Regions from separate parts of the Mus musculus genome. Here regions 1 and 3 are each linked to region 2. A link is a contact called in ENCODE Hi-C or POLR2A ChIA-PET data. All regions are on one chromosome and are shown on one strand. The core of a region is the stretch at or near the end of the contact, and the rest is flanking DNA. Distances in the headings are between cores, read along the strand shown.

What was found. Hi-C counts contacts between places; a loop is a spot of excess contacts on that map. ChIA-PET counts read pairs that join two places held with the same protein, here RNA polymerase II (POLR2A).
Region 1: a map of heart shows a loop between it and region 2 (2.9-fold over the local background). The contact joins the promoter of Sec13 here to the promoter of Tatdn2 in region 2. A Hi-C loop is called at or near these places in 5 of 37 maps with a recorded cell type or tissue (heart and left cerebral cortex). POLR2A ChIA-PET finds 5 or more read pairs at or near these places in 4 of 5 experiments (Patski and embryonic stem cell).
Region 3: POLR2A ChIA-PET joins it to region 2 with 45 read pairs in Patski. The contact joins the enhancer-like site here to the promoter of Tatdn2 in region 2. A Hi-C loop is called at or near these places in 2 of 37 maps with a recorded cell type or tissue (both left cerebral cortex). POLR2A ChIA-PET finds 5 or more read pairs at or near these places in 4 of 5 experiments (Patski and embryonic stem cell).

Annotation. Positions count from the first base shown.
Region 1 is chr6:113,739,331-113,742,030 of GRCm38, reverse strand. It overlaps Sec13 (SEC13 homolog, nuclear pore and COPII coat complex component), which reads left to right and starts at 1,350. Exons shown (of 9, transcript NM_024206.4): 1 at 1,350-1,386. The coding sequence starts at 1,384.
Region 2 is chr6:113,695,602-113,698,441 of GRCm38, reverse strand. It overlaps Tatdn2 (TatD DNase domain containing 2), which reads right to left and starts at 1,392. Exons shown (of 8, transcript NM_001347356.1): 1 at 841-1,392; 2 at 325-735. The coding sequence starts at 729.
Region 3 is chr6:113,652,666-113,655,661 of GRCm38, reverse strand. The region is part of intron 2 of Irak2 (interleukin-1 receptor-associated kinase 2); the gene reads right to left. Among named protein-coding and RNA genes, the nearest start is that of Irak2, 16 kb to the right of the region's middle. Within about 2 kb of position 1,466, at least 1 of the 3 ENCODE cell types and tissues checked has a DNase peak (open chromatin) inside an H3K27ac peak, as active enhancers do.

The DNA of each region.
Region 1 (2,700 bases), core at 101-2,600, 44 kb before region 2:
AAGGCACTGTGGTGGTGATAGTGACAGCCAGGGGTGAGGGCGGTGTCATGATATAAGGCTGCCACTCTCCAGGCCCCTCTCCAAAAAGCCTTCACACTCCTTGAGTCTTGGCATCTTGCTGGTAGCTATCTTCAGCCAAGGTATTCAATCCCAGTTTCAACATACGACCAGAAAGATTTTTTTTTTCAAGACAGGGTTTCTCTGTAGAGCCCTGGCTGTCCTGGAACTCACTCTGTAGACCAGGCTGGCCTTCAATTCAGAAATCTGCCTGCTTCTGCCTCCCAAGTGCTGGGATTAAAGGCATGCGCCACCACTGCCCAGCAAAGGATTTAGCTAATGGGAGTGGAGGTTCTACTCTGGGCCACTTGGCTTCTAAGTGTGGTGGGGAAATGTGACCACGTGCATCTGAGGAGCTGCCCTGGGGCTCTGTGTTCCCCTTTCAGTGCTGTGTAAGCACCAAAGCTAAAAACAAGAGTTTGGGGAGGTTCCAGTTGTTCTCCCTTGAAACAGTCAGACTCCCAGGGACTTGAGACTCTCTGCTTGCCATCCCTTAAGAAAGCTGGTGCATTTTTGTATACTATCATATCAACTAACAATGAAGCTTTGACTTCTTCCGTTTCAATTTGTATCCCCTTGATCTCATTTAATTGTCTTTTTGTTCTAGGTAGAACTTCAAGTACTATGTTGAATAGATAGTGAGAGAGTGGTCAGCCTTGTCTTGTCCCTGAATTTAGTGGAATTGCTTTATCCATCAACGTAATTTACCATATAAACAAACTGAAAAAAGCCCACATGATCATCTCATTAGATGATGAAAAAGCCCTTAACAATATCCAATACCCCTTCATGTTAAAAGTCTTAAAGGGATTATGGATACAAGGACCATACCTAAACATAATAAGGCAATATACAGCAAGCCAATAGTCAACATCAAATTAAATGGAAAGAAACTTAAGCAAGACCTAACAAAGCACTAGCCCAGTCTACTTGAGAAATTAACCTCTACGATGGTCATGATAAGCCAGTGGGACCCGGAACCCGCAGAAAAGGAGAGTGAAGCTATAATGACTAGTCATTTTATGTATGCATCTCAGGAACCAGAAAAAACTTAGTCTAAATAAAAAACCTGCTAGCGACGGCTTCAAATCATAAAATCCCTGGATTAGGGTCGCCACAGCAACCAGAGCCCAACAGTAGCCAAGATAAAGGCAGAACTGCAGGAGGGCGGGGCCGAGGATCCAGAAGACGCGGAACCTTTGTGTGAGTCGAGTGTGTTGCTGACCGGAAGATCCTGGGTGACAGCCTGCCGGCTGCGGGCCGGCACCGGAAGTGAAGCGTTTTGAGCTGCCACGTCCGAGGCCGTGGGTCGCCGCTGCTGCAGCTATGGTAAGTGTCGCGATCCCTGCGATAGTCGTGGCTTTGAGACAGACCACCTCTACGTCCTCAAAGTTTGCTTGTCCTGCCTCTCTCTGGGTCTCGGAGCGGGAATTTAAGGCAAGGCCACTGGGCCTTCCGGAACTCATAGGCCCGGGCTGCGAGCCCACCTCCTGCCCGTCTCGTGTCTTGTCCTCCAGAATTGGAAAAACAGCCAAAGCTATCATAGGATCTACTGCCTGACAAGCCCTTAGTGCGTTCCCACGATCGCTCACATCCTCTGCCTGCGCGTAGCCTGCGGAGCAGATGCTACTATCATCAACACTTGGGCTAGGCAGTGGCAAGCTAAGATCCAAATTCTCCTCATCATTCGCCCTGCCACCCACTACCTCAGCAAAGGAGGTGGAGGGATCAGTTGCTTGGACACAGGACTCCCATGTGTGATGGTCCCTTCGGGAAACTGATGACAGGCCTAGCTGAGTGACTCCAGGGCATCGTCTCAGCTTTTTATTTCTGTTTCTTATTTTTGAATTTACATGGCCTCTGTGGTATGTCTTTCACCGCACCCCACTCCGTATAATACTAAGGGAATGAAACTCTGGAAGTCTTAGACCCTGGTTGGCGCAGCGGTGCAAGGAGCTGCCTCCTTCTGTTGGCCTTTGGCTCTTTTGTTGCCAAGTTGGAGACTCATACACAGGTTCATTCTAAGTTTGTACCTGGTGTGATTCTGATGAGCTGAACTGTTTTGAGTGCAGCTTCTTACTGTGTTCCAGCAAGCGCATAAGTGTCCTTATAAGATGCTCCGGAGGACTGCTCCAAGAGCTTTAAAATACATAGCATCCCAAAGTGTGGATCATAACCCATGGCTGCTGGTTAAGAATGGTCATAAGGATGCCAGCTTTCCAAAGTCCTGTGGGTCACCAATAGAAAATTACTTTTCCTTGAGCCAGTTGGGATTGTGGGGAATTCTTGGTCACATCACCCACCTTATATTGGTGTGTGTTGGGGGAGGGGGTTAGAGGATTAGTAGATAAGATTGTTGCCAGCAGTGTGGTTTTGGTAAGGGTGTTTTCTTCACTGCCACCTTAAATTGATTAGTTTTTCTGTTGACTATAATTGATTGCTCCTGGTGCCTCTCCAATGCTCACGGGAAAATGTCATTGTCTCCAGGCAGGTGCTGCTCCTCTTTCTCTAATCTTTGCCGACACTTTTCAGAGCATTTAAGATTCTCAAGGAAACACACTTACTTATTCAGTGTGTGCCTTCTGAATGCCTTGCCGCCGTACTCTCCCAGGGTCTACCTTTCTGAAAAAATAGCCCAGGCTG
Region 2 (2,840 bases), core at 143-2,642:
TGATCCTCCAGTTCCACTGTCCATTTACAATCACTCGAAGGTTGCAGAGATCCCTCCAAACTATCTATAATCACTCTCTCTGGGATGGCAGACCACAACCATTATCAGGCTTTCCTAGTAGTTCCAAATGCCACCAAGTTTGAAAACCCCCTCCATACTGAGCTCTACCCCTCAACACCCTCCCCCTCGCCCCCCCCCACACACACACCAGGCCCTCCACAGGAAAGATCTAATTTTTATTCTCTTCCCACCAAATGTCTTCTCTCCACCCCTCAAACCACGTGCAAGGGACTTCACTGTTTGCCAGACGTCGCTGCCACGTACCTTAACGCTACAAGCTTCCTTCCGTAGAGAAGCCATTTCTTCTAGAGAGGAGTGGGCAGGGTGCAGAGGGGACCCCTTGGACGTAAATAGTCTCCGAGGGCTCGCAATCAGGAAGCCAGGGGAAGCGGCCTCACCCACACCTGAGCCCGAAGAGAGAGAGGACGAAGAAGAGGAAGAGGAGGTGCGACGGCGGACTGAGCTCCGAGGAGCGCGGGCCACATCGTCCCCGCGCCGGACTTTCAGACGCTGGGGGCTGCTGGCCCCTCGAGGACGCGACGCACACCTGCGACCTGGCCGGCTGGAGGGGGCCACATTGCCGGGCTCCCGGGGGCGGCTGCGCTTGCTGGGACACCCTTCCGACGTGCTGCCCCAGTGATACTTGACCTTGCGCCGCTCCGACGCCATGGGCACCTGCCAGGGACAGAGGAACGACGATTGTAGCAGCAGCCTTGGCGGCTGCTCGCCTCACACCGCCGGGAAGCCGCTAGGGCAACGGCGGGAATCGGCCCCACTGACCTTTCCCGTTCCTGTCGTCTGCCCATTCCAGTGCTACGGGCTTCGGGGACGCCACAGCGCTCCGAGAAGCGTCCGCGGGCCGAGCGCCGAGCCCGAACAACGCGCAGCCCAAGTCCGCGAGCGCGGCTGTCAACAGCGCGCCACTCCCGAGACGCCGAGGCGCTTCCGGCGCGGCGCGGCGCGGTGCAGCGGTCTGCCTTCCGAAGCCCTGCGCGGGGGGCCGAGCGCGTGCGGAGCCGCCTTTTGGGCCGCACGCGCCCGCAGGCCCCGGACGCCAAGGGCGGGCCGCGGGCGGGGTGGCCGCTCGCCTCCCGCCGCCCCGTCCCGCCCCGGGCCTGAGGGAGCCACTGGCCTCCGGAGCCGCGCGCCGGAAGTCACCTCCGCTCCTCCAGCTGACCCGGCCCAGCGCCGCACCGCGCCCTCATCCAAGGCCTCGGCCCCGCCGCCTACTTCGCAACCTCGGCGTCAGCTCCGCGGAACCTGCCCAGCGGCCGGCGGCCGGCGTGCGGCAGGGGCGGAGCCGGCGTCAGGGACGGCGCCGATTGCTCCAACGGGAGAGGGGCGTGACTTCGGGCAAGACGGAGCGCGCCTGTTGGTCCGACGTTCTGGGGCGTGCCCCTACGCCTCACGAAGCTCTGTGGTTGGTTGGGAGCGATATGTGGCGGAGCTTCTCACGTGGCCCTGGATCCGCGCGAAGGGCCTGCTGGGGACGCCCGGGAGCCGAAAATACCGATGGAGGGTAACTTGGCGGGCCTCTTGGTACCGGACGCGCGTGCCAAACATTGTCACTCACTCACCTACTCACCCATCCCCCCTCCCCCTTTTTTTTTTTTTTTTAAAAAAAACAACGCAGGAAACTGTGGCTCGATAAAAACCAAGCGACACACCCAGAAAGTGACGGAATTGGGGTTAGCAGGCACAAGCCATACACACACAAAAAACAGAACCAGGCCTGCCGGATAGACCTGTAAAACCAACTGCTCAGGAAGAAGAGGCAGGACGATTGACAAAGTCCAGCCTAGACGTTTTAGAACCTGACTACAACTAAAAAAATTTTAATAGCGGGGGGTGGGGAGAACAGAGAGGTGCCTGAAGCAGCCATAGTAGCTCACATTGGTAATTCCATTTGGGTCGCTGAGGCTGGGGAACTGCTGAGTTCGAAGCCAGTTTGGGATAGCTAATGAGTTCCGATCAACCTAGGCTTCCGAGTGAGATCAAAAGAAAAGAAAAAAAAAGAGAGAGAGAGAGAAAGAAAAGAAGAGATATAACCCCACATCAAGAGAGCCGTAGGACAGAGGATCCAGAGTTCAAGGTCACCTCCTAACTTCTTGAGACCCTGTTTCAAACCTTCCCACACCAACCCCAGAAAAGGTAATGATTGCAGCTCAATAGCAGAGCACTTACAGGAGAAGCAAGCTTTTGATCCTAATCACCAAATTACCCAGGTGTCACACAAGTCTGTAAGTAATCGCAGCCCTCTGGAGGTGTTGGAGGGGAGGGTCAGGAATTCCAGACCAGCCTGTGACACTTAAAATGCCCCCGCCCCCCAGAACCAAAACAGTAAAGAAAAGAGTTTGTCCTACTACTTCATTCCCAGACTGCTCTTGGCCAACAGCTGTGGTGGCAAGAACTAAAGGCTCTCCACACTCAGCTGGCCTTCACTTTTTTTTTTTTTTTTAATTACCCAATGCAGGAGCCAAACCCATGGAATAGCACCTCCCATACTCAGAGTCTTCTGTCTTCAGTTCATCCTCTCGGTAAACTCCCTCCTAGTCACAGCCAGAGCATATCTAACTCCTAGAGGGTTGTTAACCCAAGTTCACAGTGAAGGTTAACCATCCCAGAAGCCATCTCTATTTGTTTGTGGGGTTTTTCTTTTTTTTTTGGGGGGGGGGGTGTCGTTTTGTTGTTTTGGTTTGATTTGATTCTTTCAAGACAGGCTCTCTCTGTGAAATCTTGACTGTCCTGGAACTAGGTCTGCCAACCAGGCTGGTCTCAAA
Region 3 (2,996 bases), core at 217-2,716, 43 kb after region 2:
AGAGTCCAGGGAACAGCATGTGCAAAGGTCCTGGGGCATTTTGATAAGTTTCATCAAAGAAAGAAAGACCTTAGTGGCTGGGCTGAAGGAAGAGGCAGATAGATGGTAGAGGTAAGGTCAAAAAACTGGGCAGGAGTGAGGCTGTGTGGGGCTTTGGAGGGTTAGATGGAACCTTGCCAAAATCCCCTTGAACCGATGTCACCTGGAGCTGTGACCCACTTGCCCCTCTCATATCCCAGTCTCCCTTGCAATTAGATTGAAGCCATTGAAGGCAAGGTCCCAGCTAACCAGGAACAAAAAGCCAACGAGTCTCTTCCATTGCCTCCCCTGTCACAGCGACCCCAAGTCAAGGACACAGGAGCTGTCCTTTCGCATGTTGCAGCTCATCTTGGGGGGAGGGGGGCGCGATTAGGTCACGCCTCTGACGCATCTGGCACTGACTCACGAAAACACTGAGGACAGCTGAGCCTTCTCACTTAGAGGAGCCGGGTGACCACAGCATGGTTCACAGTCACAGCCTGACAGGTGAACCCCCTGTGCCCCAGTTTAATTGTGCGGCACATGCCCCCCTATGTGCTCTCCCACCACTCTCCAAACCCACAGCGACTGTAGAAGGATCAGTTCGGGGAAGGAAATCAGGTGACCTGCCCCACACTAGCATCAGCACCCTAAAAAAAAACAGCGGCCACCTTTTTGAAGCTTCCTGCTATAAAAACAGAGTAAACAGAGGCTGAGACACTTGTTCCTTTGAAGTGTGGGACAGGGTCTCTTGTACCCAAGGATGACGGCAATGTAGCCAAGACCAGCTTTGAACTTCTGATCCTCCTGCCTCCACCTCTTGAGTGCCACCATACCTAAAGATGCCCGATTCCCCAAAGGGGAAACTTGAGACTTAACCTAACGACCTACCCAAATACAGATTAAGGTCAAGCTGACCTCGGTTTGTATCTTAGCCATTTACAAGGTAAGTGGCTTTGGGCAAGTCTCAGTTTCCACAGCTATAAAATGGGAGTAACTAAACTCATGAGGAAAGGTGCTTGCTGGGACATACTGGGTGCTAAGTCCCATTATTTTGGGTTCATAGACCCTGATGTCTCAGCCTGATACAGTGACAGCTTCCAGGACAGGTCCCTGATGCCACAGGGAGATGATCCTGATCCACACTCTATTGCTCCCTGAGGCTGTGAAAACATTAGAGAGGGCAAACACAGAAACTCTTAGACTATACATGGGAGCCCTCTCACCTACATGCGTGCAGCCTGGGCTCTATGAAGAGGAAGGGGTCACACTTCTCTACTTTGCTCAACAGCCACCCAAAGTCCCCTGTCCACAGAGCCCTGATCCAGGAAGGAAGTGACTCTGGCTCACACGCCAAAGCCAGAGTCTGAACAGTTAGAGTTGCACAAGCATGTCGTCCAGAAAACAACAAAGCTCATCGAGAAAATTCCAGACGGGGTTAGAGCTCGGCCACGCTGCTCTTCCCTACTGTGTGAGCATCCCACCTCAACACCCACAACAAGAAATCCACAAAAACCTGACAGGAAGATGGCAGCGGCCAATGGGAGAGAAATGCTTAGTCACCTCTCACATCCCTTCAGACCCCCGCGGGTCTCCCCCTACTCAGTTGACAGGCAGAACCCCTCAGCTACATGGGACCAGTACATTTTCATTTGATAAGTTGGTCTTGTCAACGTGGTGGGATTTAGAGTCACCACGGAGGCAAACCTTTCTCTGGGTGTACGTGTGAGGGGCTTTCTGATTTAGGTTAATTGAGGTATAAAGACACATCAGCATGCGGGCAGCACCGCCCCTTACGTTGGGGTCGTAGACTACACACACAGGCGCTGAACACCAGCTCTCATGTCTGTGGATGCAGTGTGACCAGCATCCCAGGTCCCAGGTACAGGTCTCAAACTTGGAGCCAAAAAAGCCCTTCCTTCCTTCCTTCCTCCAGCTGCTTTGTTGGGATTTTGTTAAAGCCCTGAGAAAAACTGCTAATACAACAATAAACACACACACACACACACATACACACACACCTTTAATCCCAGCACTCAGGAGGGAGGCAGAGGCAGGCAGATTTCTGTGAGTTCAGGCCAGTCTGGTCTACATATCAAGTTCCAGGCCAGCCAGGGCTCTGTTACACAGAAAAAAAAAAAAACTGTCTTGAAGAACCAATAAAATAATAATAGTAACAACAACAACAACAATAATAATAATAATATGGGGAGCATGCTTGCCCAGCAAGCCATAGGCCCCATGTTTGATTCCCAGCATTCCATCATCTGGGTGTGGCGGTGCACACCTGTAATTCCAGAATTGAGAGATTGAGGCAGGAGGATCAGAAAGTCAAAGGCCTCTCTTGGTCTTCATACATGCCTCCTGCCCACCCCAGCCTCTGTGAGTATGCTGTGCCCTCTGCCTAGACACGACCAAGTAGGCCCTTCCTTCAGCTGCCCTTCCCATCTCCCTCTCTCAGCCGGCCTCCCCACCCAGTGCATGTTCCTTCGAGTGCATGTGTTGCTATTGACTGTGTTTATGTGTGTTCAATCATTACTGTCTATCTACCCCACTAGACAAATGCGCCATGAGACCTAGGCTTACCCGGGCAATCATATCTACTCCTCAGCCCCATCCAAACTACCCTGCCAAGGTTCCAGGTGAAACAGATGCCCAGAGACTGCAGAATGGCTGGTGAGGACCGCTATTGCAGCAGGCAATGGACAGGTCCTGCTGGAATCACTGACTGCTAGAGCAAGCAGCTACTTGGACTGTGGCTTCCTGTTCCATCCTAGCAATGAATTGTGGGTACACTGGTGGGCAAGGGAGTGCGGATAACCTCTTTCTGGTTGAGATCCACTGGGTCATCAGAAGCTGGAGAGGAGAGCCACAGATGGTGGCATCGGACGGTGAACTAACCTAAAGAAAGTGACTGATAGCTATCAGGTCTTTCTCTCTTGGGGACGGGGCACATGTGGGAAGACAGTTGCGTGTAG